Regions from separate parts of the Homo sapiens genome. Here all the other regions are linked to region 1. The links are chromatin contacts, found by Hi-C or POLR2A ChIA-PET in ENCODE. All regions are on one chromosome and are shown on one strand. The core of a region is the stretch at or near the end of the contact, and the rest is flanking DNA. Distances in the headings are between cores, read along the strand shown. Region 1 holds the start of LPCAT3 (lysophosphatidylcholine acyltransferase 3). Region 2 holds the start of LOC124902871 (a long non-coding RNA gene). Region 3 overlaps TNFRSF1A (TNF receptor superfamily member 1A). Region 4 has its middle 25 kb from the start of APOBEC1.

What was found. Hi-C counts contacts between places; a loop is a spot of excess contacts on that map. ChIA-PET counts read pairs that join two places held with the same protein, here RNA polymerase II (POLR2A). Pooled maps may share reads with other maps.
Region 2: a loop to region 1 is called in a pooled map, with 5 times the contacts of the local background. The contact joins the enhancer-like site here to the promoter of LPCAT3 in region 1. A Hi-C loop is called at or near these places in 7 of 50 pooled maps. POLR2A ChIA-PET finds 5 or more read pairs at or near these places in 2 of 52 experiments (AG04450 and activated T-cell).
Region 3: a pooled map shows a loop between it and region 1 (6-fold over the local background). The contact joins the enhancer-like site here to the promoter of LPCAT3 in region 1. A Hi-C loop is called at or near these places in 5 of 50 pooled maps.
Region 4: a pooled map shows a loop between it and region 1 (13-fold over the local background). The contact joins the enhancer-like site here to the promoter of LPCAT3 in region 1. A Hi-C loop is called at or near these places in 1 of 37 single-sample maps with no recorded cell type and 9 of 50 pooled maps. POLR2A ChIA-PET finds 5 or more read pairs at or near these places in 1 of 52 experiments (activated naive CD8-positive, alpha-beta T cell).

The regions. Positions count from the first base shown.
Region 1 is chr12:7,014,109-7,021,952 of GRCh38, forward strand. LPCAT3 (lysophosphatidylcholine acyltransferase 3) reads right to left here and starts at 4,368. Exons shown (of 13, transcript NM_005768.6): 1 at 4,166-4,368. The coding sequence starts at 4,316. RefSeq lists a silencer at 4,719-4,978.
Region 2 is chr12:7,965,831-7,973,674 of GRCh38, forward strand. LOC124902871 (a long non-coding RNA gene) reads right to left here and starts at 1,191. Exons shown (of 2, transcript XR_007063198.1): 1 at 1-1,191. RefSeq lists enhancers at 2,096-2,808, 2,809-3,521, 4,947-5,660. Within about 2 kb of position 4,926, at least 38 of the 41 ENCODE cell types and tissues checked have a DNase peak (open chromatin) inside an H3K27ac peak, as active enhancers do.
Region 3 is chr12:6,334,071-6,341,914 of GRCh38, forward strand. It overlaps TNFRSF1A (TNF receptor superfamily member 1A), which reads right to left. Exons shown (of 10, transcript NM_001065.4): 1 at 7,706-7,844; 2 at 21-174. The coding sequence starts at 7,744. Among named protein-coding and RNA genes, the nearest start is that of TNFRSF1A, 4.1 kb to the right of the region's middle. RefSeq lists enhancers at 252-1,122, 2,865-3,734, 3,051-3,140, 3,133-3,427, 3,201-3,250 and 1 more. Within about 2 kb of position 2,626, at least 40 of the 41 ENCODE cell types and tissues checked have a DNase peak (open chromatin) inside an H3K27ac peak, as active enhancers do.
Region 4 is chr12:7,636,574-7,644,417 of GRCh38, forward strand. No RefSeq gene overlaps it. Among named protein-coding and RNA genes, the nearest start is that of APOBEC1, 25 kb to the right of the region's middle. RefSeq lists an enhancer at 1,273-1,807 and silencers at 2,249-2,378, 3,460-3,559. Within about 2 kb of position 2,623, at least 8 of the 41 ENCODE cell types and tissues checked have a DNase peak (open chromatin) inside an H3K27ac peak, as active enhancers do.

The DNA.
Region 1 (7,844 bases), core at 3,118-5,617:
GAAATGTCCCATCTTTAAATCTCACAAAGCTCTGTACCTCTCTTATGGTGCTTAAAATTTATTGGGGTTATTAGTATACTTATCTCAGGCCCATTTCCTATACCCTAACAGACCATAATACCTTTGAGTGCAGGGCTCCTGACTCATACTACACCCACTGCTCCTGCCCTTGCAGGGTTAAGAATACTGCTTTACCTGTAGTAGGTGCATGTTACTGAATTTATATGAGCAATTCATGGTATTAGTTACATTAAGGAGTGATGAGATCCAAGCTGTTGAAGGGGAGATGTTTTCTGGTAGTATTTGCCAGCACCAGGGCTCATGGCAAAATTCCTCTTCAGCATCCTTCCATCAAACTCCTTGCAAGCATACACCACACAAACATAAACACACTCCTTTTACAGTCTTCTGACTGCTCAAAATACTCCAGTGCAGCAGTCCACATAAGCTTACTTTTTCTTTGAAGTATTGAATATTAAAAATTGCAGCCTCGGCTGGGCGCGGTGGCTCATGCCTGTAATTTCACGCCTGTAATTCCAGCACTTTGGGAGGCCGAGGCAGGTGGATCACGACGTCAGTAGATTGAGACCATCCTAGCCAACATGGTGAAACCCCGTCTCTACTAAAAACACAAAAATTAGCCGGGTATGATGGCGTGCACCATAGTCCTAGCTACTCAGGAGGCTGAGGAGGAGAACTGCTTGAACCTGGGAGGCGGAGGTTGCAATGAGCCGACATCGAGCCACTGCACTCCAGTGTGGGTGACAGAGCGAGACTCCGTCTCAAAAAAAAAAAAAAAAAAAAAATTGCAGCCTCTAACTCAAGATTTTTCAAACTGTTGTAACTCATTAACAAGTCATGAAATCAACTTAGTGAGTTATTATTAAGGGCAAGTATTCTTTCCTGAAACTTGTTTCAAATACGTGTATACACATACAAGTCTGTGTGTTCTGGGTCACAATGTAAAACATATTTCTTACGATGGATCTTAGTCAAAAAGGTTTAAAAGCCAGTGCTTTAATGCTCTGCATTCCACCCCAAGATCAGCACACAGAACTGAAGTAAAAAAAGTAAGATGTTAAGAAAATAGTAATTAGACTATCTGATTAAAACGTACACTTGAAAATGTGAATGATATACCTAACTCTTCCCTTGGGGTATTTGCATTTAGGGAGGTGTTTTTAACCTGAATTAATCTAATCAGTGGAAAGTGAACCAGAAATCATTTTGGACTACAGGCTTTCTTGGTACCTCCAGCAAGGATTTCCTCCAGTATCCCAGTTCCCTGAGAGAGCTGGGTTCAAGAACCAGGAACTCCACTGCTGAAAGGCTACTGGTTTCTAGGTTACAATACACAGAAATGGTAATAACCTTTGTAAGGGAAACATATTTACAACCAAAATGCACTCCTACCACGCACACATCAAGCTTAATCAATTTATATTTATATGTATGTATTTAAACTGTGCCTACTAGGAATACAATCCTACCCGTCCACATGATGAGCTATACCTGATAGGAGGCAAGTTGAAGCCCCAAGTTGATCTAAAAATGAGAAATACTATGAATTACTGAAGGCAACAGGGTATGTGAGATAGGAAGGCAGGGTGTGGGAAATGGTAGAATGAGCAAGGGGGCTCGGGAGTGTGGTAGATGCATTACACCAAGTGTTTATTACTTTGATGATTGGTGGTAATGAGAGAAGATGAGAGAAGAGGAGTGGGATATGGAGAAAACAATTTCCTAGTCATCTGTATGCCCCGTGACAGTACACAGCAATAGCCCAGCAGGAGTGCACAGGCAATATGTGATTATGTCAACAAACAAAAGTTGAATTCTTTATGTCAACAAACAAAAGTTGAATTCCAAGTCCTAATTCCAGCCCTAACTCCATTTAACAGATTGCCCCTTATAACTGGTTGCTACTTGTGTTACATTCTGAATTTATTGTTGAGAAACCAACAGTTTCCTAACTAATGAATGTAATACAATTTTTTTTTTTTTTTGAGACAGGGTCTTGCTCTATCCTTCAGGCTGGAGTGCAGTGGTGCCACGGCTCACTGTAGCCTCAAACTTCCAGGCCCAAGTGATCCTCCCACCTCAATCTCGGGAGTAGCTGGGACCACAGGCATGGCATGAGCCACCACGCCCAGCTCATTTTTTTATTAATTTTTTTTTTTTTTTTGGAGACAGAGTCTTGCTCTGTCACCCAGGCTGGAGTGCAGTAGAGCTAACTTGGCTCACTACAACCTTCACCTCCAGGGTTCAAGTGATTCTCCTGCCTCAGCCTCCCAAGTAGCTGGGATTACAGGTGCCCACCACCATGCCCAGCTAATTTTTATACTTTTAGGAGAGATGGGGTTTCACCATGTTGGCCAGGCTGGTCTCAAACTCCTGACCTCAAGCGATCTGCCCACCTTGGCCTCCCAAAATGCCAGGATTACAGGCATGTGCCCCTGCGCCTGGCCTAATTTTTTGTAGAGACAAATAAAATGTTGCCCAGGCTGGCCTCAAGCGTTCCTCCCACCTTGGCCTCCCAAAGTGTTACGATTATAAGCATAAGCCGCTGCGTCCTGTCAAATGTAAACACTAATTGCTAATTACAATGTCAAAAATAACTGGGTCAGAAACAAGGATGAAAGAGTAGGAAGTTCAAAGCTGGTGTAGTGCAAATAAGCCTAGACTAGGGTGCTGATAAATTTGGATGATGTCTGGGTGACACTGAGCAAACTGCACAACCCCAGTTCCATTCCATCTTTAAAATCTTACGATTCCACAGAGGAAGAAAAAGGTGATCTTTATTTGGAAGAAAGGAAGATCTTGGTTTGATATGTAATAGGAAAGTAACAATGCTATTAGGCAAGGTTGTTTAAATATGAATTAATGCCTATCCCATTATCTAGATTGGGTTAACACCCTCTGGTGATATTATATATCAGTGTTTCTACTGAATACTGGATAAACGCCAAACTTCTCTCTGGCATTTAAGGCTTTCCACACCTGCCCAACTTTATCTCAAACTTCTCATGGTTCAGACCTCTAACCCTCTGCTCTAGCCCCAGTCCTGTTTCCTTATCACCACTTACAGCTTTTGCTTAATCCTTCCCACTCACCCGCTCCTAAAGTTCTATAACCTTCATAAAACGTTCCAACTGCTTAAATTTTATGTATATATATGTACAGGTACTTCCCAATCTTGGCCCTTCTACAGGACTTTATGGCAATCCTATGTGGTAGGCACTGTTGTCCTCATTTCATAGATAAGGAAATTAGGCCCAGAGGGTTTTGCGGCCTGCGTAGGGTCCTTCAGTTTGTGAGCAGCAACAAGGCTGGATCTGATTTGTTTGCCTTCAAAACCCATACTTTTTTCCATTGTACTATGCTACCTCCATGTATTAAACCATGGAGTGAGGATGCGGTAAAAAAGCCTATAAACCAGTTGTAATACAGCTTGTTGTGGCATAAATTCAGATACACCACATCCTTTGAACCACACGTGTAATAAACGCTTGGAATAGTATGGATCGATTTTAAGGAGGTTGTTAGTCCTGTTTCCCAAGTCCAGCATTAAAATGATATTCCAGGGTAAATGACAGGTAGGTGGCTTGGAAAATAAAAAAAGCAACATGGTATAAAAAGAAAATAGTAGGACTGGGACAGAAAAGAGACGAAAGTATAATATAAGCTGGCAATAAGCAAAACAGGCGCTCAGAATATGAAATATGGAATATGGGGCTGAAAAGGCCGAAAGGGCTAAAGTTAGGGGCCCTATGCCTACCGATGAGATGCGCGCGTGTGCGGGGTGGTTATTAATGACAGAGCAGGACACATGGCCAGACAGTGGAACTCAACAGAGCGACAAATAAAGACAGGTCGTGGGAGCAAGGGTAGAGCCTGGCACAAGAGGGCGGGGGCCCGACTGAGAGGCCAGAGGGCATGGCAGGGGTTGAAGAGAAAGATGAAGAGGTTCAGAGGGCACAGCGCCCCAGACTCGAGACAGGACTTCTGTCTTCCCTCAGTAGCTGTTGGTGTGCTTCAGGATTCACACCCGCACCCGGCACAGCCCTCCCGGGTGGCTCCGGGAAGAGAGGGAGGTCCTGTCCCCATTCCTCCCCTACTCCCCGGGGACTCCGCGAGGGGCGGAGGGAGGCAGGAGGGTCCTTACCCAGGAAGATGGAGATGATCAGCCGCAGCGCCTGTTCTGACGCGCCCAGGGACGTCGCCAACTTGTTAAGGCTCAGCTCCTGGAAACCCGACTGCAGAACCCCCGCCAGCGCCACCACAGTCCCCTCGTCCCCCTCCGCTGAGGACGCCATCTTAACTCCGGGAGCCCCACAGGGACCCCCCAGCTCCGCGCGCCCCGAATGCGGGCAAAACGCTATCGCTTCACCCCCAATTCCGGCTCGGGGCCCGCCCACGGCGTGCGCATTGGCTGGAGGCCCGCCCCGCGGCGCCAGCTCACCCCGTTATTGGCCGACCTGCGCAGAGGGCGGGGCCTAGCGCGGCAAGGTAGGAAGAGGGCGGGTCTGAAGGTTTGTAAGGCAAAGGTGACTCCTGCCGAGAATGCACACGGGGAGGCTCAGGGCTGGGCGGGGCTTGGCGTCGGGACCCAGAGCTGCCATTGGAAAGGTCTGAGCCCGTGGCCCGGCGACAGTTCAACTCCGTTCGAAATGCTCCCAGGAGGAGCCCTCCGGGGCGACCGTCCGGCCGGCCGGTTCGCTGCCTTCCCATTGGCTGAGGCGGGAGCAGGCGAGAGTCTGGACGCGGGGGGGCCGCCCGCGCGCGAGGTTACTCCCGGTCGCCGGCGCTGGGGTTACTGGGGCATGTAACGGGGAGGCGGGAACGCCCGCGCCGCCTTTCGCGCGCCCCCTAACGGCGCCTCCCGGCCCGTTCTTAAATTCTTAGGTTGTTAGACTCGTCGCCTTCACTCCCGGAGGTTCAGCGGAAAGCCCAGTGCCCCAGGAACAGACATTGTCTGCTCCTTTTATTTCATGGATCCCTTTTCCATGCAGTTTCCTGTAGTAAAACATGACCTTCCCCCTAGAGGCGATGAAATTAAGATATGCCTATTTAACACTTATTATTTTAATTAAAAATTCAAATAATTTTGCACTGAGTAATACATGTTTATGATAAAAGTTATAACAGTATAGAAATGTAAAACAGAAGAGTCCTGTTTCCCCTCCCTGCTTTTCATTCTCACTTCCTACAGGTAATCCTGTTAAGATTACGCCAAAAAAAAAAAAAAAAAAATCTGTCGAGCACTTACCATATGCCAGGGACTGTGCTGGGCTTGGGAATAGAATCAGGAGCCCAGAGCCACGGAGTGGGAGGATGCACAAATAATAGCATCAATTAACGTGTTATTGCAAGAGAAGGTAAGTGCTCTGAAGGAAAGGGTCAAGGTTCTGTGAGAGTATGTAACAAAGGAATGCTAAGAGTTTCTTGCAATAACTCTTAGTTACAATAATTTGTGGCGCATTCTTGTAAAATTACAGCTTATACTTCTGTAGCACTTGCACTTTATAAAGCACTTTCATCCGTATTATTTCACTTGCTTTGGCTGCGCAATAGAATATTTATTATGATGATGTCCTCTTACAGACACAGAGGCTTGGAGAAATTAAGAAACTGGGTAAGTTCCTTTACAAGTAAGCGGCAGACAGAATTTAAACCTAGGTCTGTCAAATTCCCTACCCCTACTCCCATTTTGGGCAAGATTTTAAAAAACAAAATATTTCATTCACACGGAAAAGTAGAGGATAATATAACTTCTCCAGGTTAAGAAACAAACATCACCTATACATTTGAAAAGCCGGTATATCCCTTCCTGAGGGCATTTCCCTCCTTCCTTTCTCAGAGGTCACCACTTTGCTGACTTTGGTATTTATCAATCCCATGCCTATTTTAATACTTTACATACAGCATATATCCAGAAAGGAAAATTAGTATAGTTTTGCATGCCTTATATTGGCCGGGCACAGTGGTTCATGCCTGTAATCCTAGTACTTAGGGAGGTTGAGGTGGGAAGATTGCTTGAGCCCAGGAGTTGGAGACCAGCCTGGGCAACATAGACCCTGTCTCTACAAAAAAAATAAAATAAAATTTAGATGAGCATGGTGGAACATGCCTGTAGTCCCAGCTACTCAGGAAGCTAAGGTGGGAGGATCACTTGAGCCTGGGAGGTTGAGGCTGTAGTGAGTCGTGATCATGACACTGCGCTCCAACCTGAAAGACAGAGCGAGACTCTGTCTTGCAAAAAAAAACAAAAATTATATATATAGGCCTGTAATCCCAGCAATTTGGGAGGCTGAGACGGGTGGATCACCTGAGGTCATGAGTTAGAGACCAGCCTGGCCAACATGGTGGAACCCTGTCTCTACTAAAAATACAAAAAAATTAGCCAGGCGTGATGGCCGGCTCCTGTAATCCCAGCTACTTGGGAGGCTGAGGCACGAGAATCACTTGAACCCGGGAGATGGAGTTTCATGTGCGTCCGTGTGAAGAGACCACCAGACAGGCTCTGTGTGAGCAACAAGGCTGTTTATTTCCCTGGGTGCAGGCGGGCTGAGTCCGAAAAGAGAGTCAGCAAAGGGTGGTGGATTATCATTAGTTCTTATAGGTTTTGGGATAGGCGGTGAAGTTAAGAGCAATGTTTTGTGGGCAGGGGTGGATCTCACAAAGTACATTCTCAAGGGTGGGGAGAATTACAAAGAACCTTCTTAAGGGTGGGGGGATTACAAAGTACCTTCTTAAGGGTGGGGGAGATTACAAAGTACATTGATCAGTTAGGGTAGGGCAGGAACAAATCACAATGGTGGAATGTCATCAGTTAAGGCTATTTTTACTTCTTTTGTGGATCTTCAGTTACTTCAGGCCATCTGGTTGTATATGTGCAAGTCACAGGGGATGCGATGGCTTGGCTTGGGCTCAGAGGCCTGACATGGAGGTTGCGGCGAGCCGAGACCATGCCATTGCACTCCAGCCTGGGCAACAAGAACAAAACTCCGTCTCAGAAAAAAAAAAAAAAAAAGCTGGGCATGGTGGCTTACCCCTGTAATCCCAGTATTTTGAGAGGCTGAGGCGGGCGGATCACCTGAGGTCAGGAGTTCGAAACCAGCCTGGCCAACGTGGTGAAACCCTGACTCTACTAAAAATACAAAAATTAGCCGAGCATGGTGGTGGGTGCCTGTAATCCCAGCTACTTGGAAGGCTGAGGCAGGAGAATTGCCTAAACCCAGGAGGCAGAGGTTGCAGTGAGCTGAGATCGCGCCATTGTACTCTAGCCTGTGTGACAGAGCAAGACTCCGTCTCGAAAAAAAAAAAAGAAAATTATATATATATATTTATAACTTCAGTGAAGCCTAAGCATATAGTGTTTATACAGTCCAATTAAACTGCCTTTACAAAATTATGACAGTAAGAGAAATCTGATATAGTTGACTTCATCTTGCTTTTTTTGAGAGTCTTTCTCTGTCACCCAAGCTGGAGTGCAAGCACGTGGTCTTAGCTCACTGCAACCTCTGCCTCCCAGGTTCAAGCAATTCTTGTGCCTCAGCCTCCCAAGAAGCTGGGATTACAGGCATGCACCACCATGCCCAGCTAATTTTTGTATTTTTAGTAGAGATGGGGTTTAGCCATGTTGGTCAGGCTGGTCTTGAACTCCTGACCTCAAGTGATCTGCCCGCCTCAGCCTCCCCAAGTGCTGGGATTAACAGGTGTGAGCCACTGTGCCCAGCCTCCCTCATGCTTTTAACCTCCAAGCTATCTTTGGTCATTCCTGGGCATAAACCAAACTGACTTTGAGAGAAATTTAGTTTATAGTTAAACTTAAAGCAGGGATA
Region 2 (7,844 bases), core at 3,676-6,175, 950 kb after region 1:
TTTTCACACTGCTATAAAGAACTACCTGAGGCCGGCCGGGCACGGTGGCTCACACTTGTAATCCCAGCACTTTGGGAGGCCGAGGCGGGCGGATCACCTGAGGTCAGGAGTTCGAGACCAGCCTGGCCAAAATGGTGAAACCCCCGTCTCTACTTAAAATACAAAAATTAGCCGGGCATGGTGGCAGGCGCCTATAATCCCAGCTACTCGGGAGGCTGAGGCAGGAGAATTGCTTGAACCCGGGAGGCGGAGGTTGCAGTGAGCCGAGATCGCGCCATTGTACTCCAGCTTGGGGGACAAGAGTGAGACTTCGTCTGAAAAAACAACAACAGCAACAAAACAACAACAACAAAGAACTACGTGAGGCTGAGTGCAGTGGCTCATGCCTATGATCCCAGCAGTTTGGGAGGTCAAGGTGGGTGGATCACCTGAGGTCAGTTCAACACCAATCTGGCCAACATGGTGAATGAAACTCCATCTCTACTAAATATACAAAAATTAGCTGGGCGTGGTGGCGCATGCTTGTAATCCTAGCTACTTGGGAAGCTGAGGCAGGAGAATGGCTTGAATCTAGGAAGCCGAGGTTGCAGTAGCTGAGATCACACCATGGCACTCCAGCCTGGGCAACAGAGCAAGACTCTGTCTCAAAAAAAAAAAAATAATAACTACCTGTGACTGGGTAATTTATAAAGGAAAAAGCTTGGTAGGGTGTGGTGGCTCACGCCTATAATCCTAGCAATTCGGGAGGCCGAGTTGGGCTGATCACGAGGTCAGGAGTTCGAGACCAGCCTGGCTAACGTGGTGAAACCCCATCTCTACTGAAAATACAAAAATTAGCCGGGCGTGGTGGCAAGCATGTGTAATCACAGCTCCTCTGGAGGCTGAGGCAGGAGAATTGCTTAAACCCGGGGGCGGAGGTTGCAGTGAGCCGAGATCACGCCACTCCGCTCCAGCCTGGGCGACAGAGGGAGACTCTGGAAAAAAAAAAAAAAAGCTTTAATTGACTCACAGTTTCACATGGGTGGGGATGCCTCAGGAAACTTACAATCATGGTGAAATGGGAAGCAGGGCACGTCTTACATTGCAGCAGGAGAGGTGGCAGAGGGCAGGGGGGAGACCACCACACACCTTTCAACTATCAGATCTTTTTTTTTTTCTTTTCTTTTTTTTTTTGAGACGGAGTCTTGCTCTGTCGCCCAGGCTGGAGTGCAGTGGCGCGATCTCGGCTCAATGCAAGCTCTGCCTCCCGGGTTCACGCCATTCTCCTGCCTCAGCCTCCCGAGTAGCTGGGACCACAGGTGCCCGCCATCACGCCCGGCTAATTTTTTGTATTTTTAGTAGAGACGGGGTTTCACCGTGTTAGCCAGGATGGTCTCGATCTCCTGGCCTCATGATCCACCCGCCTCGGCCTCCCAAAGTGCTGGGATTACAGGCTTGAGCCACCGCGCCCAGCCGAACCATCAGATCTTGTTAGAACTCACTCATTATCACTAGAACAGCATGGAGGAAACTGTCCAAATGATCCAATCACTTCCCACCAGGACCCTCCCTTAACAGGTGGGGGTTACAATTTGGGATGATGTTTGTGTGGGGAAACGGAGCCAAACCATATCAGCCTCACAAGTAGCTGGGACCACAAGCCTATGCCACTTATGCTGCACTAATAATTTTTAACATTATTTGTAGAGATGAGGTCTTGATACATCGTCCAGGCTGGACTCGAGTTCTTGAGCTCAAGTGATCCTTCCATCTCAGCCTCCCAAAGTGCTGAGATTAGAGGCTTGAGCCACCAGGCCCAGCCTATTTAATGTTTTGTTTTTTTAAAATTTATTAGAAAAAAAATTTTTTTTTTGAGACAGAGTCTTGCTCTGTCACCCAGGCTAGAGTGCAATGGTGCGATCTCGGCTCACAGCAACTTCCACCTCCTGGATTCCAGTGATTCTCCTGCCTCAGCCTCCCGAGTAGCTGGGATTACAGATGCCCACCACCACGCCTGGCTAATTTTTGTATTTTTAGTAGAGACGGGGTTTCATCTTGTTGGCCAGGCTGGTCTCAAACTCCTGACCTCACAGGTGATCCACCCGCCTCGGCCTCCAAAGTACTGAAATTATAGGCGTGAGCCACTGCGCCCGGACTAATGTTTTAGTTTTTTAAAGATAGAGATTGGCGTCTCACTATATTGCCCAAGCTAGTCTCAAACTTGTAGGCTCAAGCAATCCTCCCACCTGGGCAAAGATTACAGGTGGGAACCACTGTTCCTGGCTGAAAGTTTATGTTAAGTGTCATGAAGGGGCACTACCAAGTGCATAAAAAATAAAATACAGGCTGGGAGCGGTGGTCCACACCTGTAATCCTACCGCTTTGGAAGGCTGAGGCAGGAGGATAGCTTGAGTCCATGAGTTCAAAACCAGCCAATCCTATCTCAAAACAAGCAAACAAAGCTGGGCATGGTGATGTGTGTCTGTAATTCTAGCTACTCTGAAGGCAGAGGCAGGAAGGATCCCTTGAGCCTAGATGTTAGAGGCCAGCCTGAGCAACCTAGCGCAACACTGATTCTACAAAAAATAAAATACAGGCTGGCCGCGGTGGCTCACGCCTGTAATCTCAGCACTTTCGGAGGCCAAGGCGGGCCGATCACCTGAGGTCGGGAATTCCAAAACAGCCTGACCAACATGGAGAAACCCCATCTCTACTAAAAACACAAAATTAGCCGCCAGGCACCGTGGCTCACGCTTGTAATCCCAGCACTTTGGGAGGCTGAGGCGGGTGGATTACGAGGTCAGAAGTTTGAGACCAGCCTGGCCAATATGGTGAAACCCCGTCTCCACTAAAAATACAAAAAAAAATTATCTGGGCGTGCTGGCACGCGCCTGTAGTCCCAGCTGCTTGGGAGGGTGAGGCAGGAGAATCGGTTGAACCCGGGAGGCGGAGGCTGCAGTGAGCCGAGATGGTGCCACTGCACTCCAGCCTGGGCAACAGAGCAAGATTCCGTCTCAAAAAAAAAAAAAAAAAAAAAAAAAATTAGCCAGGAGTGGTTGTGCATGCCTGCAATCCCAGCGACTCCGGAGTCTGAGGCAGGATAATCGATTGAACCCGGGAGGCGTAGGTTGCAGTAAACCTAGATCGCGCCACTGCACTCCAGCCTGGGCAATAAGAGCGAAACTCCGTCTCTAAAAAATAAAAATAAAATAAAATAAAATACAAATTTAGTCCCAAGACAGTTGTGCCCATAGTCCCAACTATTGTCCCAGGTATTCAGGAAGCTGGGACAATAGCTGGTATTCAGGAAGGTGGGAGGGTTGTTTCAACCCAGGAGTCTGAGGCTGCAGTGAAGCCGTGATCGCTCTGCTACACTCCAGTCTGGGCAACAGGGTGAGACCCTGTGTCAAAAGAAAAAAAACTACATAATACATAAATACAACGCCATGATATATAAATCACGTTGTTTTTTGTTTGTTTTGTTTTGCTTTTGAGACGGAGTCTCACTCTGTCTCCCAGGCTGGAGTGCAATGGTGCGATCTCGGCTCACTGCAACCTCCACCTCCTGGGTTTAAGCGATTCTCCTGCCTTAGACTCCCGAGTAGCTGGGACTACAGGTGCCTGCCACCACACCCAGCTAATTTTTGTATTTTTAGTAGAGACAGGGTTTCACCATGTTGACCAAGCTGGTCTTTGAACTCGTAATCTCAAGTGATCCGCCTGCCTTGGCCTCCCAAACTGCTGGGATTACAGGTGTGAGCCACCATGCCCAGCCAAATCACCTGTTTTTAAACCATAGAAAAAGGGGAAGATAAATGTCAAAGGAGGACTGTATTTACAACTCAACAGTAAGGAAAATAAAGTCCTTGATTTAGATTCCCCCCCTTTCCAGTTTTCCACTTCTTTCTCCTCTCAAGCACCTTTTCTGCCTGGCAAGAAGCATGCAAAACAAACTACCCATTTGCTTTTCTTCTTCTTCTTTTTTTTTTTTTTTTTTTTTTTTTTGGAGACATAGCCTCACTCTGTCACCTAACCTGAAATGCAGTGGCTCGGTTAACTGCAACCTCCACCTCCCACCTCCCAGGTTCAAGCTATTCTCCTGACTCAGCTTCCCCAGTAGCTGGGATTACAGGCGTGCGCCACCATGCTCGGCTAATTTTTGTATTTTTTAGTAGAGATGGGGTTTCGCCATTTGGACAGGCTGGTCTCGAACTCCTGACCTCAGGTGATCCACTAACCTCAGCCTCCCAAAGTGCTGGGATTACAGGCATGAGCCACCGCGCCCGAACTACAATTCTTGGACGTCTCCATTAATTCTTACTGCTCTTCCATCCCCAATCTTGTCTTTCTCGGTGTCTTGATTACTTGAAAATCATCCCTTCGTCTCTGTTTCTCGAGCAGTGCCCCTTCCGCAACAGTACGCGCTCTCCTTTTTTTTTTTTCTTTTTTTCTTTTGAGGCAGGGTCTCAGTCTGTTGCCCAGGCTGGAATGCAGTGGCGCGATCTCGGCTCACTGCAACCTCCGCCTCCCGGGTTCAAGCGATTCTCCCGCCTCAGCCTCCCGAGTAGCTGGCATTACAGACGCCCGCCACCAGGTCCGGCTAATTTTTTTGTATTTTTAGTAGAGACGGGGTTTCACCATGTTGGCCAGGCTGGATTTGAACTCCGGACCTCAAGTGATCCGATCTCTTCGGCCTCCCAAAGTGCTAGGATGACAGGCGTGAGACACCGCGGCCGGCCGCGCTCTCCCTTTCTTGCACTCGTCTTTATCTTCTAAGCCCTCCACATGCTTTTAAACTGTCAGTCTTTTCATTTTTATTTCTTCCTCTTGGACGCATTTACCCAAATTGGCCCGAGGGAGGCTGAGACAGCAGATACGAAAGAAAAATGTGTGTATGCGTGAGTCTTTGGGTGGCGAAGAAGGAGGAGGAGGAATGTAGCTCGGGGCTCGGCCCCCGTGCTGGGATTCCGAGGGCGGGGGACAGGATGCGCGCGCGGCGGGTAGCGTGCCACACGGCACGTCCCGGCCGCTGCAGGAAGGCGGGGCTCAGGTCCCGCCGACTCCCACATGCTGGGGGACACCGGGAGCGCCTCCCACTCCCAGCCCGCCGGAGAGCCTTGCAATTTTCAGGAATCGGCGTCTTCTCTGGAAAGCCGCCAAAGGTTTTAAGAGGGTTTCGCCTTAAGGGCAGATGTTTTGTGCTAGGCCAGTAATCCTCAAACGTCCCTTTTAGCCCCACTCAGCTGTGTGAGTTTCCATCCCCATCCCCTCCTCTCACCCGACCACGTTGCCTCTTTAGCTGCAGGTCCTTTTATTGCTCTTCTTTCCCACGTACACTCCACGTTTCACATTTCACGCTTCCACACAGCCTCCTATGTTTACAAACTCTCTCCCTTCATTATGCCCGAGCAGCACGCTGAGTCTTTTTTAAAGTCAATTTTATGTATAAAATGTACACAATACAATTCAAACCTTTTAGGTGTGCAGGTGGACGACTTTTCTCTCTCTCTCTCTCTCTCACACACACACACACACACCAGTGTTGCCACTACCCCAATCCGCACAGAAATTTTCATCATCTTAGAAAGCTCAGCATCCTGAATCTTGGGCAGTTAGCCTGTCATTTTTCAATCACGACTTACAGGTTTTCTCCCTCACGCATTCACTTTTTCATATGTTGGTGAAATATTTACGTAAGTACCACGTATGAACCAAACACTACGGAAACAGAAACAACCGGGAAACTAGAGCAACTCAATGTAAAAGGGAAGGCGCATACAATAAGACACATACTTTTGTTTCCCCTTCACCTATAGTATTTCTGCTAATCCTTCCCCTTCCCCTTTAAAAACAATTAAAAAAATTTTTTTGTGAGTATGTAGTAGGTGTATATATTTATGGGGTCCATGATGTTTTAATGCAAGCATGCAATGTAAAATAATCACCTCATGGAGAATGGGGTATCCATCTCCTCAAGCATTTATGCTTTGAGTTACCCCCTCATCTTTTTAGACCCTCAGACAACTTAGTCAGCTGACCAATCCTTCCTGAGAAATAAATGTTCTTTTTCACCCTTTTTTTATGTCTTCCTGAGGAAGGCTGACGGTGAATGAAGCGCATTAGACTGAGAATAGCTGCTGAGTAGAAAACCGGTGGGAAAACAGAGAATTTCCTGGAGGCATGGGAGGGGCACGCTGTAATGAGTGGGAATGTCACAGGCGCTGTTTCAAAAAGAGTGGATGAAAGCCTGAGAATGCGGCTGTAAAGGCTACTGGAAGGCTCCTCGGGCAGGGGACAGGATGTGAGCCCCTGGAATAGACTCATAAAAGAAAATGTTAGCACATACCATTGAATTCACTGAGACACATGAGAAAATATGGGAAAGTCGGAGAGTGGAAGAAAATGTAAAGACCCCCCTCCTCCCCAAAGAGTACGTTGTGTAGTGGGGTAGAGTGGAAAATCAATCCAAGAAAAGTAGCAAACGGACCCAAAGATGAAGAGGAAGAAAAGAAACAGCAACACGAAACGAAAAAAAAAGCCACCAGATTTGTTGCAACGTTGATGTAAACCTGGCCGTCTTCCTGAACCAGTGACCCAGGGTTTCCGCTTCCCTTTGCTGTCATCTTGCTCAAGTCTAGAAGCTGAAATATCATCATCAACTCGACATGAGGGGATAACCTCTAGATCCACTCATCAGATGCTCATCAGACGTTCCAATTACAAAACTGAACCTCTTCTTAGTGCTGGGGCGGTTAGAATGCAAACATTTCAAGAAAAAAAAAACATTGTTTTCTAGTGGTGATAGAATTGAGGGTGAGTTCTTCCTTCCTTTATTTTTGTCTTTTATTTTTTTCTACTTTACTGAAGGGCACATGCAATAAAGCAGATAAAAATGCACTAATCTGGAGTTTACAGTTGGGTGAATATTTATATCTGTATTCACAGGCATAAACATTAACCGGATCAAGATCTAGATTTTTTTTTTGCACCACCATGCCCAGCTAATTTTTTTTTTTTTTTTTGAGATGGGAGTCTTGCACTGTCGCCCAGGCTGGAGTGCATGGCGCCATTGGCTCACCATAACCTCCAACTCCCGAGTTAAAGTGATTGTCCTGCCTCAGCCTCCTGCGTAGCTGGGATTACAGGCACGCGCCACCATGCCCGGCTAATTTTGTATTTTTTAGCAGAGATGGGGTTTCTCCATGTTAGTCAGGCTGGTCTGGAACTCCTAACCTCAGGTGATCCACCCCCCCGCCCCCCGCTCCTTGGCCTCCAAAGTGCTGGGATTACAGACATGAGCCACCGAGCCTGGCAAAATCTAGATTCTTTAACATTTCTTGCTCCTCAAAAAGGCTCCTTGTGCCGGTTCAAGTCTACAGCCGCCCTTGCCAGAAGAAACCAAGATTTTTTTTTTTTATTTTTCGAGATGGAGTCTTGCTCTGTCCACCCAGGCCGGAGTGCACTGGTGTGATCTCAGCTCACTGCAACCTCCGCCTCCCGGGTTGAAGCCATTCTCCTGCCTCAGCCTCCCGAGCAGCTGGGATTACAGGTATAAGCCACCACTCCCAGCTAGAAATCACAATTTTCACTTCTGTCATCATCAATGAATTTTGTTGTTCGTGACCTTTAAATGGAACCATACAGTATGTACTCTTTTGTGCTCAGATGTTTTTTTCACTGAGCATAGTGTCTATGAGTACTATGTGGTGGTGTTGGTAGTTCATTCCTTCTTACTGCTGAGTAGTATTCCACCTTTGGCTATGCCAACATTTATTTATCTATTCTCCCACTGATGTACGCGTTATTGTTTCCAGTTTTGAGCTATTATAAACATTCCTGTCATTTGCTCAATGTATGAATTCTTT
Region 3 (7,844 bases), core at 1,376-3,875, 680 kb before region 1:
CCGTTTCCACTTGCCCCTACCTTTGTGGCACTTGGTACAGCAAATCGAATTATTTTGAGGGTGGATATATTTTCCTTGGGGACACACACTATCTCTCTTCTCCCTGTCCCCTAGGTGAGGGACCAGTCCAATAACCCCTGAGGGGTATATTCCCACCAACAGCTCCAGGAGCACCTGGGGAAGAATCAGATAGAGGAGACACCATCAAGAGAGGGAGGGATGGGAAGCTTAGGGGTAGCAGATCTAAAACTTCCCTGGCTCAAGTCCTTCCTCAGTGAAACATTCCGCCCAGGCCACGCCACTCACTAAGTTTAGAGTTCTTCCTTGAAACTTAGACAGTTGGGGCCATACAATCTGATGCTTAATTGTTCTCTAGTTGTCCTGTGTGTTCATTTTTGTTCCCTCAACTCAAAGCTAGTAGGCCCCAGATCTAAGCTGTATTTTTTTTTTTTTAGGCAGGATCTTGCTCTGTTGTCCAGGCTGGAGTGCAGTGATGCAATCACTGCACCCTCCACCACCCACGCTCAAGCAGTCCTCCCACCTTAGCCTCCTGAATAGCTGGGACTACGGCCGTGAACCACCATGCCCAGCTAATTTTTTTTTATTTTTAGTAGAGGCAGGGTCTTGTTACGTTGCTCAGACTGGTCTCAAAATCCTGGGCTCAAGTGATCCTCCCACCTTGGCTTCCCAAAGTGCTAGGATTACAGGCGTGAGCCCAGCCCTGTATTTTATCCTTACTGTGAAATCCCCCACAGCAGCTAACAGTGCTGGACACAGGGCAGATGTTGAAAGGATGTGTTTTTGATTGGGAATTGGCAGGTTACTTCAGTGATGGCCCCTTCTTCCAACAAGCAGCCCTAAAGATTGGGGCGGTGTTTCTCCATCTGGGTGCTGGGTTCACCGTGTGATCGCTTTGCGAACATTCACAGAGGTAAACAATGAGGATCTATGCACATCCCAGGAATATGTTACACCATGAAAAGCTTTCTGAAAAAGTCAGCTGGCGGTGGGGGCGAGTGATGTTCCCGTGAGCACCACTCCTGGGGAGTGGACAGAAGAAGGAAGTTTATTTACATGTTTGTATCAAACCTCAATCTGCCTCCGCCCTCACATTCCCTGGCCCATCCCCTCCACCTCAAAATTTACAAACACCCGGGGTTGGCAAGGACAAATGGGGAGGAGAGTAAAAGGGAAAGGTTGGGGATCCTGCATGGGTAGACGGGGGACAAAGTTGAGACGGGGGCAGGAGTGGGCAAAGGTGTGCAGGACATAGGCAAATAGAGCTGGCCAAGGCTAGCGACCCAGCTTGGATGACTGTCAGGTCAGAGCTGAGGGCGTGCTGGGGAGTCCTGGAGCCCCCTGCACACCATGGCATTCTGGAAGGTGTGCTTTGCAGTCTCAGGCCAACCCCACAGCAGCTAAATGGCTTGTCCTGTTCCGGCATCAGTGCCAGGAAAGCAAAGCCAGGAGTGAATATTTAGCTCTAACTTGGACTTTGATCTCTGCCAGCTTCATTTCTGGTTTTCCCTGGGCTTCATTTTTTTTTTCTACTATAAGAGACACTTTGTGTAAAGATAAGAGGGTGTCCTCAATGTCTGTTAAACACTGGGGAGCAACTGACTCACCAGATCACAGAAACCCTAGGGCAGGGAAGGAGGGTCAGGCAGCCCACAGCCACCCAGCCTCACCAACTCCACATTTCGGAGCAGGAGGCCAGTCACCCTGAGTCAGCCACGGGGAGACGCTGCAGCTGTAAGCTGTGCAGGCCCGGAAGTTCAAGCCTCAGCCGCAAACAGGGGAAGCCACACACAGAAACACAACAGCAGCCCCCGCAGGTGGAGGCGTGTGCCCCTGCTCAGAGGACAACAACCTTCCCCTGCCCGCACCAGCCAACACCGTGCCACCTCTGCTGAGAACAGGACTGGGGCTTCCAGGGCAACAGGAAGGGTTTGGGGTGGTGATGGGAAGAACTTCCCAGTCCTGAAAGTGTGGTTCCTTTCCCCGAAGAAGCCACTGGAGCACCTAAGGTCACTGGTACTTTGAATCCCATCCAGGGGGCTTGAGGCAGAGTCATGATGAAGAACTGGGGGACGCCAGCCCCAGACAGCCTTAAAGGGAGCTTTTCAGGGACCTCTGGCCAGTGGGGGATGAGCCTCCCTGGAGGGAGGGAGGGAGAGAGGCTTTCTCAGGCCACGTGTTCCCTTCTCTTTCCAGCACTCTGGGGGTTAAGTCAGATCCGGGAAAGGGAAATCTTTTCCCAGCAACTCCGCCCCAGTGACTCAGGCCAGAGGGAGGGAGACCTAGGGAGGGGAGAGGGAACTAGCAGCTTCCCCAGCTCCTCAAGGGTCATGAGTCAGCAGAAAGGCAGAAGGCACCAGCCTGCATGCAAGTGGGACTCCATCTAATCCCTTCTTCCTATGGCCAAGTCCCTCCTTCCCATCCCCACTCAACCCCCATCCATCCCCTCCCCATGCAAAGAGCCAGGCCACAGACCCTTGTCCCACTTGGCCCACATGTTCCGGGAAATGCCTCCCTCTCCCCATTCCATCCCGAAGGGAAGTCTCCCTCGACCCTGGCTTCCGCCCATCAGGTCTGTGCCCTCCCTTCCCTGAGGGCCACTTGGCTCCTCCTAGCCCCTCAGCGGCCTTTAGCTGAGGCCCCGCCCCAGCTCCTCCTCCCAGTTCAACAAGTCTCCAACAGCTAAACCCATTCCGTGAGCTCTCACTCCATCCCCCAACACTCCCCAGTCCCAGCAGGAAGCAAGCCAAGGCTGCCCTCCCACCCTGGGTTCACCGCATTCCCACAGCCTGGCTGGTTCTGACCAGTTGTGCTGGGTTTGGGGGCCTCCCTGGGGTCCCCAGACAATCCTTAGGAAACAAGGCCAGTTCTGAGTCTCCACAGACCCTCCCCAAGCCCACTGGCAATACAGGAAAGCCTCCAGAGCCCTGAACACCCACTTCCAGGAACGAGGGAGCAGGCAAGAAGGGATGCCGGATGGAAGAACCAGCCCTGCTTCCTAGGCTTCCCCTGGCCCCCAGAATGCTCCAGGTCAGCCCTCTCTGATCCCTAGGAGCCAGGGCCCTCAGACTCCCCACCACTGGGCACCACTGCTGGCACCAGCTGGCCCCAGTAAGCCCAGTCCTCAGCAGTTGCGTAAATGAAGCAAAACAGGAGAAACAGGAGGTGAGCTCTTTAGGCCCAGACTCCAGCCTGGAGCAGAAGGGCAGGAAGCTGGGGTGCCTGTGGAGAGACAGTTGAGGGGGTGGCCCAACACCCCTCCAACTCCCCCACAATTTCCGCCAGAGGAGGCTTTAAAGTGTGACTTCCTGTGCTGGGGCTGCAGAGTGGGGAGGCGACGCTGAGATCGGCCTTGTGGTCTGACCCCGATCCAGCCACCTTGCAGGGACCCAATTAGTCTTCCTTTCCCCCTCATTCATGTGTCTGTTCATTTAATGTCAAGGTGTTGGGGGAGGTCGTGGCAGCTTCTCCTCCAAGGGCCCAGTTGAGATCCCATCTCCCTCCCGTGAAGCCACCATTGACGATGTCTGTTTCCTCCACCCCGGCTCCTTAGACCCATAGTCCCTGTGAACTCGAAGCACGTGAACTGACCCTATCTACTTTTGGCTCTTATCATAATATGGTTATGTTGGGTGACAGATATGATCTCCCCAAAGTGACCACGAACCTTATAAGATGAGAGATCAAAAAATGTCTTGGTCAGAAAGTGTCTTATCCTCCCCTGGTGTCCTCTCAGCTCCCAGAACCAGACCTCCAGACTGGGAGCAGATAAATATGGATCAACTGATCGATCTAATGATACATCTGTCTTCCACTCTAGTAGAAGCCAGTGATTCCCAAAGAGGGAGGTGAGGAGACAGCACCCCTGGTAGGAATATATTTATCTCCGGGGGAGAGTTTTCAGACCATCCCCCCACCTCCCCACACACAAGCACACACACCCTTACTTAAGAGTCTGGTGTGCTCCTCTCCTTTTGAGAACCACTGATGAGTGAACACAGTGTGTCTGAATGATACAAAGGCAGAAAGAAGTTGCAGCACCTCTCCTCCAGCTTGGTAGGCGCACCCTTCCACATGACCATTTCCCTGACCCTTAACATGCCCCAGACGGAATTCATCCATCTCCTCACCTAGACAAATGACACACCATCGACTTCCCGGACGAATGCTGAGAACTTGCCACGCTCTCTCCCCAGGGCCCCATCCCTATCCCTGCCGCCATCCCATGTGTCAGTTCATCTTGCGAGGCCTCCCCCTGTGATCTCTCGGTCCTCTCCGCATTCCTGGGTTGCCTCACACCTGGGTTATTGCAAGTGTCTTCTAGCCTCTCTCCTGCTCCCATCCGTCCTACACACTTTTTAAATCTTCATTCAGGCTTTAACTTGCACGCACAAGTGTGTGAACCTTCCTCTCCATCTCCAGGGCCTGGCTCCAAACAGCATTTCCATGGTCATGGAAATGATCTGAAGACTTCCACAGATGCCTCACTACTTTTTTTTTTTTTTTTTTGAAACAGGGTCTCACTCTGTCACCCAGGGTGAAGTGCAGTGGCACAATCATAGCTCACTGCAACCTTCACCACCAGGACGGAATGTAGTGGTGTGGTCAGGGCTCACTACAACCTCCACCTCCTGGGCCCAAGCCGTCCTCCCGAGCTCAGTCTCCCGAATAGCTGGGATGACAAGCACGCCCCACCATGCCCCGCTAATCTTTGTATTTTTTGTAGAGACAGGGTTTTGCTGTGTTGCCCAGGCTGGTCTCGAACTCCTGGACTCAAGCAATCCACACACCTCGGCCTCCTGAAGTGCTGGAATTACAGGCATGAACCACAGCACCCATCTGAGATGCCTCACCTCACTTCTAATCACAGTCTGGGCACAGAATGTGCCCTAGGAGAACAGCTTCTGAATAAACGAATGAATGAATTCCTCCACCTGGAACCATATTCAACACTCTTCCTCCATCCTCTCCCCCACTCCCTCTAATTCTCCCATTCACATTTCTTAGTGTTTCTCAACATGGTTTTTCCACTCCCGAACCAAGGTGTCTGGCTTCCTGCCACCCTGCCCATCAACACAAAATCCCATCTCTCCATTCCTCTCCTCTTCCTCACATCAGTATCCAACTCTGCTTCCCTCCTTTATAGCTACCCTGACAGGCAGTGACTTCAGATGTCAGCTCCACATCCACTTTTCTATGAGGCTTTCCCTCCGCCATCCCATCTGACACATCTCTTGTTCCTTAATTCCTTCAGCAAATAGTTAAGGGGCACAGTTAATGTGACAGGTCCCGTATGGGTGCTAGGGATGCTGAGGTGGATAATACACAGCTCGTGCTCTCAAGAGCTCTCACTTGAGTCAAAGACAGTCAGTTGTAGGCACTGAGATCTATACAGGGAGTGCTGCAGTTGCACAGTGAAGGACACTGAAGCAGCGTGGGGAAGCTCCTGAATTTTCTGGAGCTGAGCGCAGGAGCTGAGACCTGCTAAGCAAGGAAAGGCAGTGGACTAAGGCTCACCTCCTTCCCCAGTTCCTCCTCCTCCCAACTGGTGCTCCAGGACACCACATCACAATGCATTTGTGGATATTTTCCTCGGGATTGCTCTGAAATCATTTTTCACTGTAAGCCATCTTGGTTACTAGGCTGTAAGCTCTTTGAGAGCAGCAAAATCCTGTTTGCTTTGCCACAGTCTCTCCTGTATCATTCTTCCCTACTCCCCTACCCCACTTCTCTCTCTCTCTCTCTCTCTCTCTCACACACACACACACACACACACACACACACACACTGTGAGCTCTGCATTGCCCACTGAATGGTGAGAAATTCAGAAGGATGTTGCATTCCCTTTGTTTTCCCTTTCCTCCAGCTCCAGGCCAGGCTTCTGTCCCTTAGGAGACATAATCCCACCTGGGCTGAAGCACCCCAGGACGCAGGCACTTCCCTTTACCTGTTCAGGCTACCTTTACCCTCTGTTTTCCCAACACAGGTAGCCACCCAGTAATTACTACTAGTCACAGCAATATAAAAACTTTATTGAGTGCTTTCTATTTGCTACAACCTATTCCCCTGATGGACTGTCAAAGCTGTGGGCAGGGATTTTGTTCTCTGCTGTAATCCCAGCACCTATCACAGTGTCTAGCCCAGAGCGCACACTTAATAAATCAAATGAACACTTAACATGTATCAGTCTATTCAATCTTCAAAACAACAGTATGAGGTCAAGACTGTGACACCCATTTTGGAGATAAAGAAACGAAGGCATGGAAGGTTAGGTTATATAAGCTGCTCTTGTTCATGCAGGAGGTATGTGAGGGAGCCAGGGGCCGCCCCCAAACAGAAAACAGAAGCAGGATGTCAGGGCAGCTGGCTGGTGGGGAGACCGTGGGGGAAGGACAGTGGGAAGAAGGGAAGAGCGGGTGGGACTAAGGAGGCAGGAGGAGGCAGAAGAAGAAGAGTGAGACCCTGACCAGAGACGTGCTGCCTGGGGACCTGGGGCCGGGACCAGAGCGGAGCAGAGAGGAGGGGAAGGAGGATTAGCGAGAAAAGATTTCAAAAAAAGAGGCTCTGAGAAGTCTGAGGAGAGTCTGGGGAGATTGCTGGAAGAAAGGAATGGTAGGAGAGGAAGAGTATAAGGCACTAAAGAGAGGGGAGGTAGGCGCAGCCTTCAGAGGCCGGGCAGGGCAGGGAAAATCTGCCTGACTAGATGGGCCCAGGACATCTGAACAGGATGATTCCCGGACCAAGACGTGGAGGACGATCAAGGATACATTGAAACAAGGCTGAGGCCAGAGAAAGGGACATTTTCCAGTGACGAAAACAACTTTCTACCAACTTCCCCAAACTGAACTGTAGAATAAGAAACCAAGGGATTGTTGTTTAGGTCTGTGAGAAGCAGCGGGGAGGGGAAGCTGGAGGACAGGCCCAGGGACACTGACCAGGTGGGGGTAGGACTAGCTCCCTGGGAAGGCTCAGTCCCACAGCGGCTACCTGCCTAGCAGCAGGCAAAAGGGTAAAGAATGTCCCCAGGTGAGAGGCCGGGGCTTGGCCAGGGCACTGGGGACACTGTCCACTGGGTTGCCCTGCCCCATCCAGTGTCCCAGCCCATTCTCAAATACCTCCCACCATGAGCATCCCAAACCCACCACACCAGCCCATCCCCACTCCTCAACTCACTCCCCCACTTCACCAGCCGCCAAAATCCTGCCCTACAGGGTGTGCTCCACCAAGTTCCACAGGCAGCCTCGCCTCCCCACGGCCCAACACCCTCCAGGCCAGCCAGCTGACCGGAGGGACAGAATTCAGAACCGTCTGGACTCCCCGAGCACTAATCTTCCTACTCCCACTCCCTTCTTTTCCCCGCCAAATCTGCCCCACCCTGGGCCTATCTCCTGCCCACATTCCCTTGGCCGCCCACAAACTTCCACCGCTGTCAGGGGCCAGGGCTTCCTTTTACTCTCTCCCTTTCAAACTTCTCCCATTCCCCTGCCTCAGCGCAGCCCCTACTCCAAAAGGCGGATGAATGGGGAACCCCACACTGGCAGTGGCTGAGGTTAGGACCTGCAGGCCTGAGGCTGGCGCCAGGACCAGGCCCGGGCAGGAGAGGCTCGGCCCCCTCCCGGAGAGGGCCCACGCCAGCCGGAAGGTGCCTCGCCCACCAGCCCACTCTTCCCTTTGTCCCTGGTCTCACCAGTGGCAGCAGCAGGTCAGGCACGGTGGAGAGGCCCATGCCAGACAGCTATGGCCTCTCACTCCCCCATTTGGGCTCAGGGCAGTGTGGCAGCGGCAGTGCTGGGGCTTCCCGGGACTCGGTCTGTCCAGGACGTCCC
Region 4 (7,844 bases), core at 1,373-3,872, 620 kb after region 1:
TCAGAGCTTAGTCTTTACTAGATATCTGCTGTATTTCTAACTGGACTTCCTTACTTCACTTTTGCCCCACTATATCTGTTTTCCATACAGCAGGCAACCAGTTCTTGTTAATACATAATAAATCCTGCACTACCACAAATTTCTAAAATCCAGTTTACTCAAAAGAAAATCCAAATTTCTTTCCATGACCTATACTTCCCTACATAATCTTACCTTTGCTTGTCTCCCTGGCCCTATTTCCTACATTTTCTCACCTCATTTATTCCACTCTAACCACATTTTTTATTCCTTAAAAAATGCCAAATTTGTTTTGTTCCAATTTCAAATGCCTGCACCTTCTTCCATCTGCTTGAAATAAACTTTCTCCAGATTTTCACATGACCTGCTCATTTACTTTATTACCAGTATCCGCCCAGGTGCAGTGGCTCATGCCTGTAATCCTAGCACTTCGGGAGGCCGAGGTGGGCAGATCACAAGGTCAGGCGTGCGGGACCAGCCTGGCCAATATGGTGAAACCCCGTCTCTACTAAAAATACAAAAATTAGCCAGGCATGATGGCACGTGCCTATAATCCCAGCTACTCAGTAGGCTGAGGCAGGAGAATCGCTTGAACCCCAGAGGCAGAGGTTGCAGTGAGCCAAGATCAAGTCACTGCACTCCACTCCGGATGACAAAGAAAGACTCCATCTCAAAAAAAAAAGAAAATTACCAGTATCCTTGGCAAGTCCATCTAAAATAGGATTCACTGCTTCCAACACTCTCTAGCCTTTTACTTTGCTTTACTTTGACTTTACTTTCATTTTACTTTGCTTTACTACAACAATATCTATCATGAAGGTTGATATCAAATGATAATTTAGCTGATACAATTTTTGTTGAGCCTCCAACTGTGAATGAGAAAATAAAGCCTAAAGTTCATAGTACAGCTAATGACCATTAGATATTTTCTCTGTGAAAGTTTGCTAATCAGCTGAATAATTTTTCTCCTATAGGAATAGCAATAATTATAGTGGCTCATATAAAATATGCTCATGTATTAACATCCATCTCTACTGTAAATATATAATGAGCTTTGTGTTAGTCTGCTTGCATTACTATAAAAGAATACCTGAGGCTGGGTAATCTATAAAGAAAAGGGGTTAAGTTGACTCATAGTTCTACAGGCTGTGCATGAAGCATAGTGCCAGCATCTGCTTCTGATGAGGGCTTCAGGAAGCTTACAATCATGGTGGAAGGCAAAGGGGCGACAGTGTGCCACATGGTGAGAGTAGGAGCAAGCGAGATGCCAGACTCTTAAACAACAAGCTCTTGTGTGAACGAACAGTGAGAACTCATTACTTCAGGAGGGATCTACCCACATGACCCAAACACCTCCAAATAATACAGGAATTATTAAGAAATAACTTTTAGGCCGCTAGAAAGGGTAAAGGTTCTCAGTGGAAATTTTCCTGTAATAAGAAGCAACCCCCAAACCATTTCTTTTCTAACAGAAAGGCAGCTTGAAAAACCAGGCCGGCAAGCTTTGATATGCAAATGCTGGCGATTAGAAACTGGGTCCACCCAACATGGCCAACAGGAAGAGTGCCACCCTCTCCTCCTCATCACTACATGTGCCAAGTGTCATGATTGCCTCCAGATAACATGGATATCATGGTGACCTGCATTTGCATATTAAAGGAGTAAGGTAGGAGTGCCAGGTTTTTCACGGGCTATGTGAATGACACGCCTGGTCAAACCAATCTCCTGGGCCCTATGCAAATTAGACACCTCCTCCTCCAGCCTCCTGCTATAACAAACTACTCTGCCACACACGGGGTTTCTCTCTGGGAGCCCCCCTCCCTCTGTCCCTGTACTGGGAAGCTTCTTCCTTCTTTCTTGCTTATTAAACTCTCCACTCCTTAAAACCACTCTACATGTGTCCATGTCGCTTTATCTAAAACGATGTTAGACCAAGGACCCTGCTGTTCTTCCATTCATCAGAGCAGTTATCATTTTGGTTGCATTGACCGGGAATTCATTCATCGGAGTGGTGACTATAGAGCGAGCCCCAACCTCAAATCTCTCCTTCAATTTCAAGGCTCTCTTCTTACTATCCTGTTGCAAAATTTTCCTTCTTTCTCTATCCACGGTCTCTTACTCTCTCTCTGTGAAAAGTGCAGGGAGTTTTACAGTTCAGTGAAACAGGTCTGCTAGGAAAGATGGCAAACGCAGCAGGCAGTAACTCAACAAGCCCGCTCTCTGTGGCTGCGCTGGTGAGCATATAGTATTTCTAAGCCAACAGCGCCACCTAGTGGAAGTAGAAATCCTCTTCAGGGGCCACATTTTTTACGGTAACACTGAACTTCCTTTTGCACCACCAGAAATCAGGCTCTAACCTACTTCTGTGAACCGGAAAGTTCTGCCTTCAGCAATTAGAAGTAATATGTCCTCGACCGGGCATGGTGGCTTACGCCTGTAATCCCAACACTTTGGGAGGCCAAAGCGGGTGGATCACGAGGTCAGGAGTTCGAGACCAGCCTGGCCAATATGGTGAAACCCCGTCTCTACTAAAAACACAAAAATTAGCTGGGCGTGGTGGTGCACACCTGCGGTCCCAGCTGCTCAGGAGGCTGAGGCTATTGAATTGCTTAAAACGGGGAAGCAGAGGTTGCAGTGAGCTGAGATTACGTCACTGCACTCCAGCCTGGGTGACAGTGAGACTCTGTCTCAAAAAGAAGTAATATGTCTGCTGCCACATTTTAGTCTTGATATTGTCCCATAAGCAGGAAAATGGCCATTCTGTTCCTACGCTCTTTTAAGACATCTAATCTGTTTCCTGTTAAAATGGTATAATTAGTAGGGAGATTTTAAGTTCAGAAGTTAACCAGAACCATTTTTCTGAGGGTAAATGGTTTGGCATGGGCCATAATAGCAGGCAGTCTAGCACATTGCCTCTGTTAAAGGAGCCTTGACCAAAAACAACACAGTCTCTCCAAAGATCAATTTTTCAGGGAGCCAGGTAGATCACATAGGCTTAGGAAGTCAAAGGGAATCACACAAGGCAGATAAGCTAAGGTTGCGTGGGTAAAGTGTGGTTAATCCCATTGAGAGGTGACAGCGTGCTAGCAGTCCTCACAGCTCTCGCTCGCTCTCGGCGCCTCCTCTGCCTGGGCTCCCACTTTGGCGGCACTTGAGGAGCCCTTCAGCCCACCGCTGCACTGTGGGAGCCCCTTTCTGGGCTGGCGAAGGCCGCAGCCCGCTCCCTCAGCTTGCAGGGAGGTGTGGAGGGAGACGCGCGAGCGGGAACCGGGGCTGCGCGCGGCGCTTGCGGGCCAGCTGGAGTTCCGGGGGGGCGTGGGCTTGGCGGCCCCGCACTCGGAGCAGCCGGCCGGCCCTGCCGGCCCGGGGCAGTGAGGGGCTTAGCACCCGGGCCAGCGGCTGCGGAGGGTGTACTGGGTCCCCCAGCAGTGCCAGCCCACCGGCGCTGCGCTCGATTTCTCACCGGGCCTTAGCTGCCTTCCCGCGGGGCAGGCCTTGGGACTGCAGCCCGCCATGCCTGAGCCTTCCCCCGCCTCCGTGGGTTCCTGTGCAGCCGGAGCCTCCCCGACGAGCGCCGCCCCCTGCTCCACGGCGCCCAGTCCCATCGACCGCCCAAGGGCTGAGGAGTGCAAGCGCATGGCGTGGGACTGCAGCGCCGGTGCGGGATCCACTGGGTGAAGCCAGCTGGGCTCCTGAGTCTGGTGAGGACGTGGAGAATTTATGTTTAGCTCAGGGATTGCAAATACACCAATGGACACTCTGTATCTAGCTCAAGGTTTGTAAACACACCAATCAGCACCCTGTGTCTAGCTCAGGGTTGTGAGCGCGCCAATCGACACTCTGTATCTAGCTGCTCTGGTGGGGCCTTGGAGAACCTTTGTGTGGATACTCTGTATCTAACTAATCTGATGGGGAGGAGGAGAACCTTTGTACCTAGCTCAGGGATTGTAAACGCACCAATCAGCGCCCTGTCAAAACAGACCACTCGCCTCTACCAATCAGCAGGATGTGGTTGGGGGGGGGCCAGATAAGAGAATAAAAGCAGGCTGCCCGAGTTGGTAGTAGTAACCCGCTCGGGTGTCTCTCTGCCTTGGTGGGGCTTTGTTCTTTCGCTCTTGGGGTCCATACTACTTTTGTGAATTACAGCACTCACCACGAAAGCTTGCGAGACCACGAGCCTACCGGGAGGAACGAACAACTCCCGACGCGCTGCCTTAAGAGCTGTAACAGTGACCGCAAAGGTCTGCAGCTTTACTCCTGAGCCCGCCAGACCATGAACCCACCAGAAAGAAAAAACTGAACACACCTGCACATCAAAAGGAACAAACTCCAGACGCGCCACCTTAAGAGCTGTAACACTCACCGTGAGGGTCTGCGGCTTCATTTTTGAAGTCAGTGAGACCAAGAACCCACCCATTCCGGACACACCATCACTTAGTTCATCCGCTCCCATGGCTTGGGGGACCATGCTTACAATCGTGGGTGGCACATTTAACAGGGTCCCAGGAACCAGGGAAGGAAAACAGGACACTCCACTGTGTTATTCTCCGTCGGGGGTCATAGGGAATCAAAGTAGATTAAAAGGACACTTTTATTGCTTTTCTTTCTAGATGGGTAACAGATTATCTTCAGTTTGTGCCCCTCTGGCGTGCACTCTGAAACACTGAAACTTTCTTAGCCTCAGGACATTAAAGAGAAGAGCAACTCATTTTATTTTGCACAAGGGCATGGTATTTTTACTGAAACTTTGCAAGCAGTGTAAGATCAACCCAGCTCTTTTAGGAATCATATCAGGCACGCTCACTGAAAATAATTCCCCAAAATTAGAAAAGCAACTTCCAGAGGAGCCATCTGAAGATCCCCCTTCTTTGGGGGCCCCTTCAAGTTCCCTTCTCGTTACAGCCCCTTAGGCCTGTAATAAAGGGAGACTTAGCCAATTTTCTCACAACCCTGATAGGTATATAAAAGCTTTCCAGGCTGGGCGCAGTGGCTCACGCCTGTAATCCCAACACTTTGGGAGGCTGAGGCGGGCAGATCACGAGGTCAAGAGATTGAGACCATCCTGGTCAACATGGTGAAACCCCGTCTCTACTAAAAATACAAAAATTAGTTGGGCGTTGTGGCATGTGCCTGTAATCTCAGCTACTTGGGAGGCTGAGGCAGGAGAATCGCTTGCACCCAGGATGTGGAGGTTGCAGTGAGCCAAGATCACGGCACTGAACTCCAGCCTAGCAATAGAGTGAGACTCCGTCTCAAAAAAAAAGCTTTCCAAAATTTAACTCAGGTATTTCACCTCAGATGGAAGGATGTTATGTTGCTCCTAAGTCAGACCCTCACTGCAGCTGAAAAGCAGGCAGCTCTGATTTCAGAGATTAGCAACATATCTCCTATAATACACCAAAAGGGAAGAAAGCAGATAAGGAAAGAGAAGAAATAGCAGAAATGCCATTCCCAATTGGGAGGAAAGCAGTTTCCCTTGACAACCCTAATTGGGACCCCAATAACTCAGGAGATGAAAAGGAAGCTCTTTTTTAAGTGTGCATTAGAGGGCCTACGGAAAACCAGGGCCAAACCTCTCAATTACTCTAAACTGTCCATGATAAACAGCCAGATGAGAATCTTGTAGCCTTTATGGAAAGGCTGAGAGAGGCACTAACAGAACACCCCTCCTTATCCCCTGATTCAGTCGAGGGACAGCTCATCCTAAAGGACAAGTTTATTAGACAGGCAGCTGCCAATATTAAAAGGAAACTACACAAGCAAGCTATAGGACCAGATAGCACCTTAGAGAACTTCCTGAAAGTGGCCACTTTGGTCTTTTGTAATAGGAACCAGGAGGAGGCCCAAAAGAAAGAGACAATGGTCAGAAGGACAGAGACTCTAGCAGCAGCTTTGCAGGCTTGCAAAGTCCAGGATCCCGGAGGTGCATCTGCTAGTTGCTATCAGTGTGGCAGGCCAGAGCATGTTAAGAAAGAATGCCCATACAGCAAGACAAAGCCACCTCAACCCTCTCCAGCCTGTGGCAGAGACAACAGGAGATGGAACTGCCCCCAGAGGTGGAGGTCACTGGGTTCAGAACCAGTCTTACTGATGATCCAGCAGAACTGGATCCCGGGGCTCAAACTCCAGCTCCAGCGGCTCAAACTGCCATTACAGCACAGGAGCTCTGAGTGATTCTGGAAATTAAAAGAAGGAAAGTAGACCTCTTTCTAAACACTCAGCCAGTCTCTCTTTTTTCTCCTCTCTAATCCAGGCCTCCCCTCTTCCCATAGCACAACCAGAAGGGGCATCTCAGGAAAAACTCTACTCCAGTATTTTTCTCAACCTTAGTTGACACGTGCTTCCAAGCCATTATCATGACAGCTCGCTAATCAGAAAAGCCTCCAAGTTAACCCTAGGAAATAATTTAACTGTTTACACCCCACATAATGTGGCAGGATTACTGTCCTCTAGGGGGAGCTCTTAGCCAACAAACCGCCAGTAAAGCAAGAAGTACATAAGGCAGGATAAGCAGTAGTCACTCTAAATAACGTCTCTCCCCAGGCACAAGCGCTCAATTAGCTGAGCTAACAGCTTTTACAAGCACACTTGGATTAAGCAAGGGAAAGGTAGCTAACATTTATACTAACTCCAAGTATGCTTTCTTGGTTCTCCATGCTCATGCTGCCATTTGAAAGAAAAGACATTTTCGGCCAGGCGGTGGCTCACGCCTGTAATCCCAACACTTTGGGAGGCCAGACGGGCGGATCACGAGGTCAGGGGATCAAGACCATCCTGGCTAACATGGTGAAACCCCGTCTCTACTAAAAATACAAAAAATTAGCCAGGCGTGGTGGCAGGCGCCTGTAGTCCCACCTACCTGGGAGGCTGAGACACGAGAATGGCGTGAACCTGGGAGGTGGAGGTTGCAGTGAGCCGAGATCGCGCCACTGCAGTCCAGCCTGGGCGACGGAGCGAGACTTCGTCTCAAAAAGAAAGAAAGAAAGAAAAGACATTTTCTTACCATTAATAGATCCCCTATAAAAATATCACCAGGAAATTAGCAGGTTATCTTCAGTTTTTCTTCCACAAGAAATAGCAGGAATGCATTGTAAGGAACATCAAAAGGGAACAAATGAGGTAGCCAAAGGAAATAGGTTAGCTGATCAGGCAGTTAAGTCAGAGGCAAGGAAGCCTCAAGCCGTTAAGGCACTTAAGCCCCTTCTAATCTAGGAAGGCTCCATAAGAAAAATTAAACCTCAGTATTTCCCTGCAGAAATAAAATAGGCCACTTCTCGAGGACGTAGTTCCCAGCCCTCAGAAAGGCTACAGTCAGAGGATGGCAAACTCCATTTGCCAGCCTCCAGCCAATGTCCTTAAAATCCTTCACCAAGCTTTTCACTTGGGAAAGGATAAAACTTATCAGTGTGCTCAGAGATTGTTTTCAGGCAGGAAACCTCTAAATTGGTTAAGCATGTAACCTCTCTAGCTCACTTCCAACAAGAATTAACGCAACTAACAGAAGTCCAACCCCAGGAAACAGAACCACCTTTATTTAACCCAGGAAATTTGGTGTTAGTGAAAACCCTCATCTCTGTCTCCTTCCCTAAGCCAAGCTGGGAAAGGCCCTACACTGTTCTTCTTTCAACACCATTGGCAGTAAAAGTTACAGGAATCAACTCCTGACTTCCACATTCAAGTCAAAGCCTGAACAGCTGAGGGATCAACCTCTGACAGCCCAGAGGCACGTCCTGAATATCAATGTGGAGAAATAGAAGATCTTAAACTGAAAATCATAAAAGATAAGTAACTGAGTGAGGGCTACTCCTACCTCATCGGGTACTTTT